Regions from separate parts of the Homo sapiens genome. Here region 1 is linked to region 2. Evidence: read pairs that join two places in POLR2A ChIA-PET (ENCODE). Cell type or tissue: Caco-2. All regions are shown on one strand. Links, peaks and the distances in the headings refer to the core of each region. The heading gives the core; the rest is flanking DNA. Region 1 overlaps EMP2 (epithelial membrane protein 2). Region 2 has its middle 42 kb from the start of EMP2.

Region 1 (5,372 bases), core at 280-5,279, 54 kb before region 2:
CAAACTTCAGTCATTTGTCTACCACCTTCTCGAGTACAGCTGAAAGATTTTCCTTCATAATTGTCCTTAACCCACTTTCTAACATAAATAAATGTATTTTAAAAAGAAATCTTTTGGATCCCTGGGAATGGAAAATCAGCATCATTTGCCATAAATAGAAATTAATTGTGAAAACAAATACCCCCTGCCCCTAAAGTTCACAAATTCTGGTTCAAGGCTGTTGCCTGCCATAGGAACTAAGCTGCAGACCTGCTCTAAGTTAAAGAGGGGAAACTAGAGTTAAAGAGGCACTAAACACCTTAGCCTCAGCTAAGACTCCCCCCTTGATGAAATCAGAAGAACTGAAAGAGAACTGAAAAGGGAATCGCTTTCCCACCAGTGATTTAATGTCATGTGATGACAGAGCTATCTAAAATCACCCCAGCATCATGAATCCCACTGTGCAGAAAACAGCATTAAACAGGGATCTCTCTTCCACTGATTCCAGTTCTGTCTTCAGTGGTCTCCAACCACGAAGTCAGTTCTCCACTTCTCTGAATGCCCCAAGAGGTGGGGCGTGTGTGTCACCATTTTCACAGGTGACTACCTGTCCATCAGTGTGTTCGCTGAGTACACAGAGCATGCGAGGCTCTTTGCAGGCACTGTGGGAGGACAGAAAGACATGGACCACAAGGTGGCGGCCCTCACAGAGAGCTAAAAAAAAACTGTCAGGTTGGTTTCATGCCTCAAACCAGTGCCCCTTCTTTGTCCCCAACAAACCAAGCTCACCTCCCACCCCTCAGAGTAGTGGACCTTTGCATGTGCGTATCCCTCTTTCTGGAATGTTCTTAGATCTTGGTGTAATTGACTTCTTCTCTTCATTCAGCCCCAACTCCTAAGTCAGCAGAGAAGCCTCCCCAACTTTTCTAGTCTACGTGATCTGCCTGCCTTCAGCTCTTGAAGCACTAAACATTATCTGCCATTTTCTTATGTATCGCTGTGCACTTCTTTTTTCTGTCTTGCTGTCTGGAATGGAAGCTCCCAGCGGGCAGGGATTTATGTCGGTCTCATCACTGCTCTGTCCCCGTGCCCAGCACAGTGCCTGGTCCACAGCAGATATTAAGTCATTATCAGTGGAGTGAGGGATGCTGTTTTCAAGAGTGTTTTCCTCCCCACTCCAGGTCTCGCCAAGAAGCCTCAAGCCTTGAGATGACAATATAGCATTCTCTTCCCCTTGGCAGCCCCATGGCCTCCAGCTCTCTGACTCCTCTGAGGGCAGGGAGCATGAATAATTCCATGGCTCATGATCTGCTTGCAAACTGTGGTAAAAACACAATGAGGATGCTTGGGGCAGGGGGAGCAGGGGCTTAGACCAGGCTCTGGAACACACCAAGGTGGGTGAGCCAGGCATTCGTTCCACAGCCCAGGGAGGGCCAGGAAGCTCAAGGTAAGGCCAGGTGTGGAGGGTCAAGTCCAAGGTGGGGCTTTAGCAGGATGGGACACTGGTTCTCTAGGAGCCCTAAGACCCCCTGAGGAAAAGGCAAAGTGGAGAGACTCGGGTTTCCCCAAAGAGGACTGCCAGGGCCGTAACACCCTCATACAGCAAACCAAAGCTCTCCTTGATTCACATCCTCCCAGGGTTGTACATGGACTCCCGCTGTGAGCAGCATGAAATACCACTAAAGCAAGGGGGAAATGGAAGAATTGAGGCATTGGAGATAGTCTCCACCAGAATATTGTCTGCTTGGGTTCACTGCAATCCCCATTTTATAGATGAGAAAACGGAGGGGTAGCGAGGTTAGGTAGCTTGTCAAAGGTCACACCCCCAGTAAGTGGCAGAGCTGGGAGTGGAACACTCATACCCTTCACCACCGTCTTGCCTCAGGAAGCCCAGAGCTATAGAATAAAGGAAGACAGACACAGAAAACACAGCAAAGGCTTAGCCATGATCAATTTACAGCAATACCAGGGCTGCAGAAAAATCAGGCTGCAGGAAGTAGAAGGGCACACCATTGGGGCTTTACTCTAAACCAATTAAATCAGAACCTCTGGGGACAGCCCCCACCAATAGGTGCTAAAAGATGCCCAGTGATTCCAATAAACAGCAAGGTTTGCAAACCACTTCCCTTGGTCCTTAAATGAAAACATTCAAAGCACCAGCTGCCTCACGTTCCTGGTGAATTGAGGTCAAGTATAGCATATACACCAATATATGTATTTTATATATGTATATATTTATGTATTATTATATATTTACATGTGTATTCACAGGTGCCTCTCAGATTGCTTGGTTCCAGAGAGAGAACTAAATGCTTTTTTCACGATGCCTCCTGGGAAAAAGAACAGACTTATTTTCCCAACACCAAGACCCTGCTGCTAGAGTGGCAAATCCTGTCCCACTAACACACCAGTGATTGAAGAAAAGTCGTTGGTACATCTTTATCTTTTGTTTCCTCCAACTGGCCCTGCCAGGGTGTCACAGGGTAACCTGGGGCAAGTGGCACCTGCTCACTGGGCCCACAGTTCCTCCGACAGAGACCAAGAGGACGGTCGGATTAAAGCTGCATTCCCTGAGCATCACTGCCTTAGGTCCAGTTACCTAGAAGCAAAGGGAGGGGTGTGGATTCTTGTGCTAGGATTTTCTTTTTTTTTTTTTTTTTTTTTTTGAGATGGAATTTCACTCGTGTCACCCAAGCTGGAGTACAGTGGCGCAATGTCGGCTCACTGCAACCTCTGCCTCCCGGGTTCAAGCAATTCTTCTGCCTCAGCCTCCTGAGTAGCTGGGATTACATGCGCCTGCCACCACGCCAGGCTAATTTTTTGTATTTTTAGTAGAGATGGGGTTTCGCCATGTTGGCCAGGCTGGTCTAGAACTCCTGACCTCAGGTGATCCACCCACCTTGGCCTCCCAAAGGGTTGGGATTACAGGCGTGAGCCACCGCGCCCAGCTGTGCTAGGAATTTTCTAAGGTATACTCTTGGGTGAAACCAAGAAGAAATTCATTCGAAGCCTGCACTCATGACAGCTGGAGGTGATGAGTACATGATCCAGCAAATGGGACCTGGGTAGGCCCTCAGTGTCAATCACACCACTGTGATCATTTCTGTGGGTGCACCACCTGTTCTACTCACTATTCAACAGTTTTCCTTAAAACACATTAAGCTTAAATTGATTCATTTTTAAAATATTTATTCTGTTTTGTTTTTTGTTTTTAAAACAGGGTCTCGCTCTGCTGCCCAGGCTGGAATGCAGTGGCATGATCACAGCTTGCTGCAGCCTTGACCTCCTGGGCTCAGGTGATCCTTTTGCCTCAGCCTCCTACAGGTGCATGCCACCATACCTGGGTAATTTTTTTATTTTTTGTACAGATGGGGGTCTCCCTATGTTCCTTGAACTAGTCTTGAACTCCTGGGCTCAAGTGATCCTCTCACCTCAACCTCCCAAAGTGCTGAGTTTACAGGCATGAGCCACCACACCCAGCCCGATTCATTTTTAAACATGCATTACGCTGTAAATGGAAAATCAGCATCACTTGCCAAGGGACATTTAAGTAATACACTGAAATGAACACGAGCATAATACAGTCTTTAACATCGCCTGTATGCTACAGGAGTCATTTCCAAATGCCTGCGTGCATGCAGACCCCACTCTGGGTGTGTCGATGATTAAGCCTCTCTCAGGCTCTGGTCTGGGAAGAATGTGACCCCATGTCACACTGGTATAAACGGATGCTGATCATGCCACTCGGGCCTGATGTGGCTCCAGACAGAGCCAACTGCAGGAGGGAGAGGGAGCAGCCGCCCTGACCCTAGTGACTTCTCAGGGCTTCCAAACCCCCTGCCCTTGCAGCCTCCCCTTCAATGCTCACCCAAGCCTCCCTTCTCCCACTCCTCCCCTGGGTCTGCTGAGACACTGGGGATACATCGCGATGGTTACCGGGGTGCCCTGGTGAACTATCAGATAGGAAGCGATGGTCCCTGTGCCTGCCAGCTCTTGCTGGGCTTAAACAAATACCATCAGAACTAATGGCAGAGGAGAAAACCTGACTTAACTTAGGGCTAGAAAGTGTCCCTGAAAAAATGGTGGCTTTTTTTTTTTTTTTTTTAAAGACAGAGTCTCACTCTGTCACCCAGGCTGGAGTGCAGTGGTGCAATCACAGCTCACTGTAGCCTTGAATTCCTAGCCTCAAGCAATCCTCCCACCTTAGCCTCTGGAGTACCTAGGACGACAGGTGCACACCACCACACCCAGCTAATGTTTATTTTATTTTATTTTTTGAGACAGAGTCTTGCCCCGTCACCCAGAGCTTGAATGCAGTGGCGTGATCTCAACTCACCGTCACGTCTGCCTCTTGAATTCAAGCAATTCTCCTGCCTCAGCCTCCCAAGTAGCTGGGACTACAGGCATGTGCCACCACACCTGGCTAATTTTTGTATTTTTAGTAGAAACAGGGTTTCTTTACATTGGCCAGGCTGGTCTCGAACTCCTAACTTCAAGTGATCCACCCACCTCGGCCTCCCAAAGTGCTGGGATTACAGGCATGAGCTACCACATCTGGCTGGCTAATTTTTATTTTATTTTTTTGTAGAGATGGGGTCTCACTATGTTGCCCAGGCTGGTCTCAAACTCCTGGCCTGAAGCGATCCTCCTGCCTCGGCCTTCCAAAGTGCTGGGATTATAGGCATGAGCCACCATGCCTGGCCTGGTATGAGTCTTAAAGGTCTTAAAGGATAAAGAATTAGCTGGACAGAAAGAGGAAGGCAATGTGGAAGAAGAAGAAGGGCGAGGGAAAGAGCAGGTAGAAGCAGTGGTGAGAGAGGATTAAGAGTTGCAGGAACTGGCAGGGGCCGGTGGCTCATGCCTGTAATCCCAGCACTTTGGGAGGCTGAGGCGGGTGGATCATGAGGTCAAGAGATAGAAACCAGCCTGGCCAACACGGTGAAACCCTGCCTCTACTAAAAATACAAAAATTAGCTGGGCGTGGTGGTGTGCACCTGTAGTCCCAGCTACTTTGGAGGCTTAGGCAGGAGAATCGCTTGAACCAGGGAGTCGGCGGCTGCAGTGAGCTGAGATCGCGCCACTGCACTCCAGCCTGGTGACAGAGCAAGACTCCGTCTCAAAAAAAAAAAAAAAAAAAAAAAAAAAAGAGTTGCAGGAACTAAGAAAAAAGAGTGGGCTAGAGGAGAAAGCAACAGGGGAGAGTGATGAGTCCAGAGAAGGGGTTAGACCAGTACGTCTCACCACCAACCACACTGGGGGCACCTTAAACCCCTGTGCCCTGGCCCCTGCCTCCAGAGATTCTGATATCATTACTTTCAGGTGGGGACAGGAAATCAGCATTCTATCCAGATTCCCCAGGAGATTCGGAAGGTCAGTCAGCCAAGGACCTCTGA
Region 2 (5,372 bases), core at 265-5,264:
CCCTTATGAGTAGAGACTATTGTCATTGGCCCCATTTTACAGATGAGAAAACCAAGGCTTGGAGCGTGTGAGTGAGTGGCAGAGGCACCCACAGGGGGAGCTGAAGAACTCGGATTTAAATCCAGGCAGAGGGGCTTCAGACTAAGAGTGGGTGCTTTAAACTCAAGCGCTGACCCATAAAAAGGGTGAAAAGCTGTCATCTGTGCTGGGACAGACATAGGGTGACAGGATGCAAAAGCACAGAGCACCCTTAAGAGGTGACAGGGGCCTGAGTCGGGACTAAGGTGAGCCAAGGGAGGCGTAAAATGTGATGAGGTCCATGGGTTTGTGCCAATGCAGACCCTATAGTTGAAGGGCCATGAGAGCAGGTCCTCCTTATGTGTATATAGATTGATTTATTACATAAATTTTCAAGATATTTTCCAAATTTTTAATCACTAAGTTTTCTTGTATCTAATGGAAATTTCCATGCAGAAATTTCCTTAGAAAGGTTCAAGAATAAGGTTGGAGGAAGGAAGAGAATGGGCTGCACCAGCCATAACTGACCCTTTCTCTTTCTTAAAAAATCAAGGTGAAGGCCGGGCGCGGTGGCTCACGCCTGGAATCCCAGCACTTTGGGAGGCCGAGGCAGGCAGATCACGAGGCCAAGAAGTTCGAGACCAGTCTGACTAACATGGTGAAACCCCGTCTCTACCAAAAATACAAAAATTAGCTGGGCATGGTGGCGGGCGCCTGTAATCAGGAGGCTGAGGCAGGGGAATCGCTTGAACCTGGGAGGCGGAGGTTGCAGTGAGCTGAGATCGCACCACTGCACTCCAGCCTGGGCGACAGAGAGAGACTCTGTCTCAACAAAAAACAAACAAACAAACAAAAAAATCAAGATGAAATAGAAACTATTTTAAAGCATTCAGGAGTATTCACAGTGAATTCACAATGTTCATCAGCTCTATCTAGTTCTAAAACATTTTCATTGCCAACCGGAGACCATGTACCCTTGGGCAGTTGCTCCCCAGTGCCTTCCCCCAGATAATCAAGAGTGAAGTGAGGCCAGGCATCATGGCTCACACCTGTAATCCCAGCACTTCGGGAGGCTCTTTAGGAGGATCGCTTGAGGCCAGGAGTTGCAGACCAGCTTAGGCAACACAGTGAGACCGTGTCTCTACAAGAAATAAACAAAATTAGTTGGATAGGGTGGTGTGTGCCTGTAGCCCTGTAGTCCCAGCTACTCTGGAGGCTGAGAGCAGGGAATTGCTTGAATCCAGGAGTTGGAGGCTGCAGTGAGCCATGATCACACCACTGCACTCTAGCCTGGGTGACACAGTGAGACCCTGTCTGGGAAAAAAAAAAAAAAAAAAAAAAAGGCCAGGCTCAGTGGCTCACACCTGTAATCCCAGCACTTTGGGAGTCCGAGGCAGGTGGATCACTTGATCTCAGGAGTTCAAAGACCAGCCTAGGCAACATGGTGAAACCCTGTCTCTACAAAGAATACAAAAATTAGCCGGGTGTGGTAGCATGGGCCTGTAGTCCCAGATACTTGGGAGGCTGAGGCATGAGAATGGCTTGAACCTGGGAGGCAGAGGTTGCAGTGAGCTGAGATCACGCCACTACACTCCAGCCTGGGGGACACAGTAAAACCCTGTCTCAAAAAATAAAAATAAAGTAAGAAAAGAAAAAAAAAAAAAACTTGAAGTGACCCAAAGTGAAGACTTCTTAGATTTTGCACTCCCAGTGTCCTGCCTGCCTTGCCTCGCCCTGGTCCTCCCTGATCTGCCGTTCAGTTCGTGGATAAGGACAGCCTCTTATCTGCTCTCAGCTCCTAAAGGCAGCCCCTTATCAGGAGAGGAGGCCCACACCCCTGGGGAAGGCAGGTCTCTCTCATTCACACCCTCAGCTGATGGGTCTCCCTTATCTTCCGAGACCACCAACAACCCAGGGCCCAGCAGGGGCGGCTGCAGACACCCACTCCCAGCACACACACACACACACTGCCAGGTGCTGACCTACCAGGCATGGGGCCTGGGCCAGCAGCCCCTCGGATATCCCCAACTCAGGCTGTCCAGGGTTCTGCGGCCCATGGGTGCCCACACCCGTGCCTGCCCCCGGAGGAGCGCCAGGAATCCCAAGCAGCCTTGCTGGGTGGGGGTGGGGAGGGAGGGGCCAGCTGTCTCGGAGACACAGAGAATTCCACCGGGGAGCTAGTCTGGGGTCACATGGGATGGGAGAAGGTGCGGCAAGAGGCTTATAGCCCAGCCCCCTGTGCCATATGGAGACCAAGAATGTTCTGCATGTGGAATAAGACTCCATATCGCCCCTTAGGAATTTTAATTGTGTGCTTTAAACCTGTCTCCCATTCCTGCTCCGCCCCCCACCCCTCACCCTGGGAGCAGGGACACTTGTTTAGAGTGCCTTGGGAATCACAGGAGCCAACAGCCAGGACTTTGTGTGACAGTGACGCACTGACATTTCTGGACCAGGCAAAAAATGCAGCCGCCTCCCTCCCAGGCAGTGCCTTGTCACTGACACTGGCTGGGAGTAGAGAAGCGGGGGCAGAAGCACCAGTGGGGGGCCACCTGGGTGGTGGGTGCATAAGCGCTGAAGGCCAGGGCCAACCCATCCTAGCTGTGTAACTGTGGGCAAGGGACCTAGACTCGCTGTGCCTCAGTTTCCTTATCTGTAAAGCGGGGTTGAGCACGGGGATTAGATAGAGCACTTGGCGTCTATCTCCCAAGCATTCAAGCTGTTAGCACCAGTTGTTGTTGTTGTTTTGTTTGTTGTTGTTTTAGAAATAGGGTCTTGCTCAGTCTTCCAGGCTGGAGTGCAGTGGCACCAACCTGGCTCATTGCAGCCTTGAACTCCTGGACTCAAGTGATTCTCCTGCCTCAGCCTCCCAACTAACTGGGACCACAGGTGCACACCACCGTGCCCAGTGAATTTTTTTTGTAGAGATGGGGTCTTGCTATGTTGTCCAGGCTGGTCTCGAAGTCCTGGCCTCAAGCAATCCTCCCACCTTGGCCTACAATTGTTATTGTTATCATTACTCTCTTCTCCAGAGAATGGAGACACGTTTAATCAAATCAGCCCCTCTGAGAGCAAGACTGTGGGGTCCTCTGCTCTTTTAGATGCCCCTGTGGGGCTTGGCCTTTGCCTGACCCTTTTTGGTCTGTGGGTCCACCCTAAACAATAGTTTTTTCTTTATTTGGGAAGCTGTGGTCAGTAGTAGTTCAGACCCTGGATTCTCATAAGTGGACTTAAATCCTGTATCAGTCATTTATTATTTGCAAATCCTCACTTAGGGGGACCATTATATAGATAAGGAGACTGTGTGGCTATGGGTAAGTTTCTTAACCTCTCTGTGCCTTAATTTCCATTTCCATGTTTCAGGGCTCAGTGATAATTAAAATGAGATGGTACTTTTAAAATTGCCTGGCACAGAGCAAATCCTCAATAAATATGAGCTGTTATTCTTAATATATTACTGAATACCCCTTAGATATGGGAGGTATTAGTCCTATCATCCAAACTTAGTCCTCACAGTCACCCATGAATGGGAGAAATGAATATTGGCCCCCTCTGACAGATAGGGAAACTGAGATCAGTGACTCAGTGACTTTCCCAGGGCAACACAGCTAGTGAGGAGTGGAGTCAAATTAGATCTAGTTGTTAAGTTCTGCTCATGCCAGGATCAGTGGCTAGCACCTGACATCCCAGTGCTTTGGGAGACTGAGGCGGGAGGATCTCTTGAGGCCAGGAGTTCAAGAGGAGCTTACGCAACATGGCAAAACCCTGTCTCAAGAACAAAGAAAGGAAGGAAGGAAGGAAGGAAAGAAGGAAGGGAGGGAGGGAGGGTTCTGCTCTTGACCATGGTGTCATCCCACCACCTCTTTTAAATAATGACAGAAGAGGAGAGATTAAGACAGAAGGAGGCCACCTAATCTCTCTCCACATGAGATTAGGTGGCCTCCTTCTTTATATTTTCAGGATTTGTCAAAGAAAATCTATAACAACAGAAGGCCAGTATCAATTCAATAATGTATTGGTTGAACCCAATGGCATCCACGAACATTTCAATAATAGCTTAAAACGTGTTGGAGATCTATTATTTTTTTCTACCCATATTTTGGTGCTCAGATGGGCTCAAGCATTCTGTCCCAATAATGCTGAGGTTTTCCTAGACATCCTCACGGTGGGGGAACCATTATATACAGACAAGGTGACTGAGGCTCACTGAAGTGCAGGGACCTTCCCAACTCAAGTGCCTGACTTCAAACTTGATTTTTCCTGAAAGATCACTGGCCCCCGTCTGCCCAAATGTAGCTGCATCTGGTGGTGTATAGGCCCTGTGACTCCTCGTAGCACCTGTAAGCGCCTGGGGGGGTCACAGTCCAAGTTGACTCATCTGCATTCCCCACTGTACCTGTTGCCCACGTTGCCCAGGAGACATAATAGGTGCTTACCTCAGATGGTAACAGAAGAGAAGGCGAGCAGTGGCCAATTTCAGGAAAGATTAGGAAGGTAGTATGCACCTGACTTGCTGATGAATTAAATGTGGGGTGTGGGAGAAAGAGAGGAATCAAGGATGAGTTCAAGGTTGAGGATCGGCTGGTGGGGCATTTACTGAGGGAGGAACAGAGCGTGGCCTGGAGCTGGGCGAGTAAAGCTAGAAATGTCGTCAGGAGCTGAGTTCAGGAGCCTGGATTTAGAAGCCAGAAGTTTGGGAGTCAGTGGGGGGATGAATGGGATTAAAAGGAGGGGAAGGCACGCTGGGCTCATGCCTGTAATCCCAGCACTTTAGGAGGCCGGGGTGGGCAGATCGCCTGAGATCAGGAGTTCGAGACCAGCCTGGCCAACATGGTGAAACCCTGTCTCTGCTAAAAAATACAAAAAATTAGCTTGGCACAGTGGTGTGCGCCTGCAGTTCCAGCTACTCGGGAGGCTGAGGCAGGAGAATCGCTTGAACCCAGGGAGGCAAAGGTTGCAGTGAGCCGAGATTATGCCATTGCACTCCAGCCTGGGTGACAAGAATGAAACTCCATCTCAAAAAAGAAGAAAAAAAAAAAAAAAAGAGGGGAAGGAGTGAAATCCCCTACAGAAGAGGTATATTAAGAAACAGAGGCCTGGCTGGGTGCAGTGGCTCATGGCTGTAATCTAGCATTTTGGGAGGCCGAGGCAAGCGGATCTTGAGGTCAAGAGATCGAGACCATCCTGGCTAACACAGTGAAACCCTGTCTCTACTAAAAATACAAAAAGTTAGTCAGGCGTGGTGGCGGGCACCTGTAGTCCCAGCTACTTGGGAGGCTGAGGCAGGAGAAATGCTTGAACCTAGGAGGCGGAGGTTGCAGTGAGCCAAGATCGCACCATTGCACTGCAGCCTG

The links. Peaks named below come from ENCODE experiments on the same cell type or tissue, not always from the same donor. Only the 100,000 strongest peaks of a DNase experiment are listed, where the experiment ranks them.
Region 1: POLR2A ChIA-PET joins it to region 2 with 6 read pairs; 4 of 35 experiments call an interaction of 5 or more read pairs at or near these places.

What each region holds. Positions count from the first base shown.
Region 1 is chr16:10,566,159-10,571,530 of GRCh38, forward strand. The region is part of intron 1 of EMP2 (epithelial membrane protein 2); the gene reads right to left. Among named protein-coding and RNA genes, the nearest start is that of EMP2, 12 kb to the right of the region's middle. In Caco-2, for the core only: CTCF peaks have their summits at 767 and 966; no DNase peak of the experiment used is centred there.
Region 2 is chr16:10,620,318-10,625,689 of GRCh38, forward strand. No RefSeq gene overlaps it. Among named protein-coding and RNA genes, the nearest start is that of EMP2, 42 kb to the left of the region's middle. RefSeq lists an enhancer at 931-1,632. In Caco-2, for the core only: no CTCF peak of the experiment used is centred there; DNase peaks (open chromatin) are centred at 1,434, 1,834, 2,284 and 4,404; H3K4me3 peaks cover 368 bases.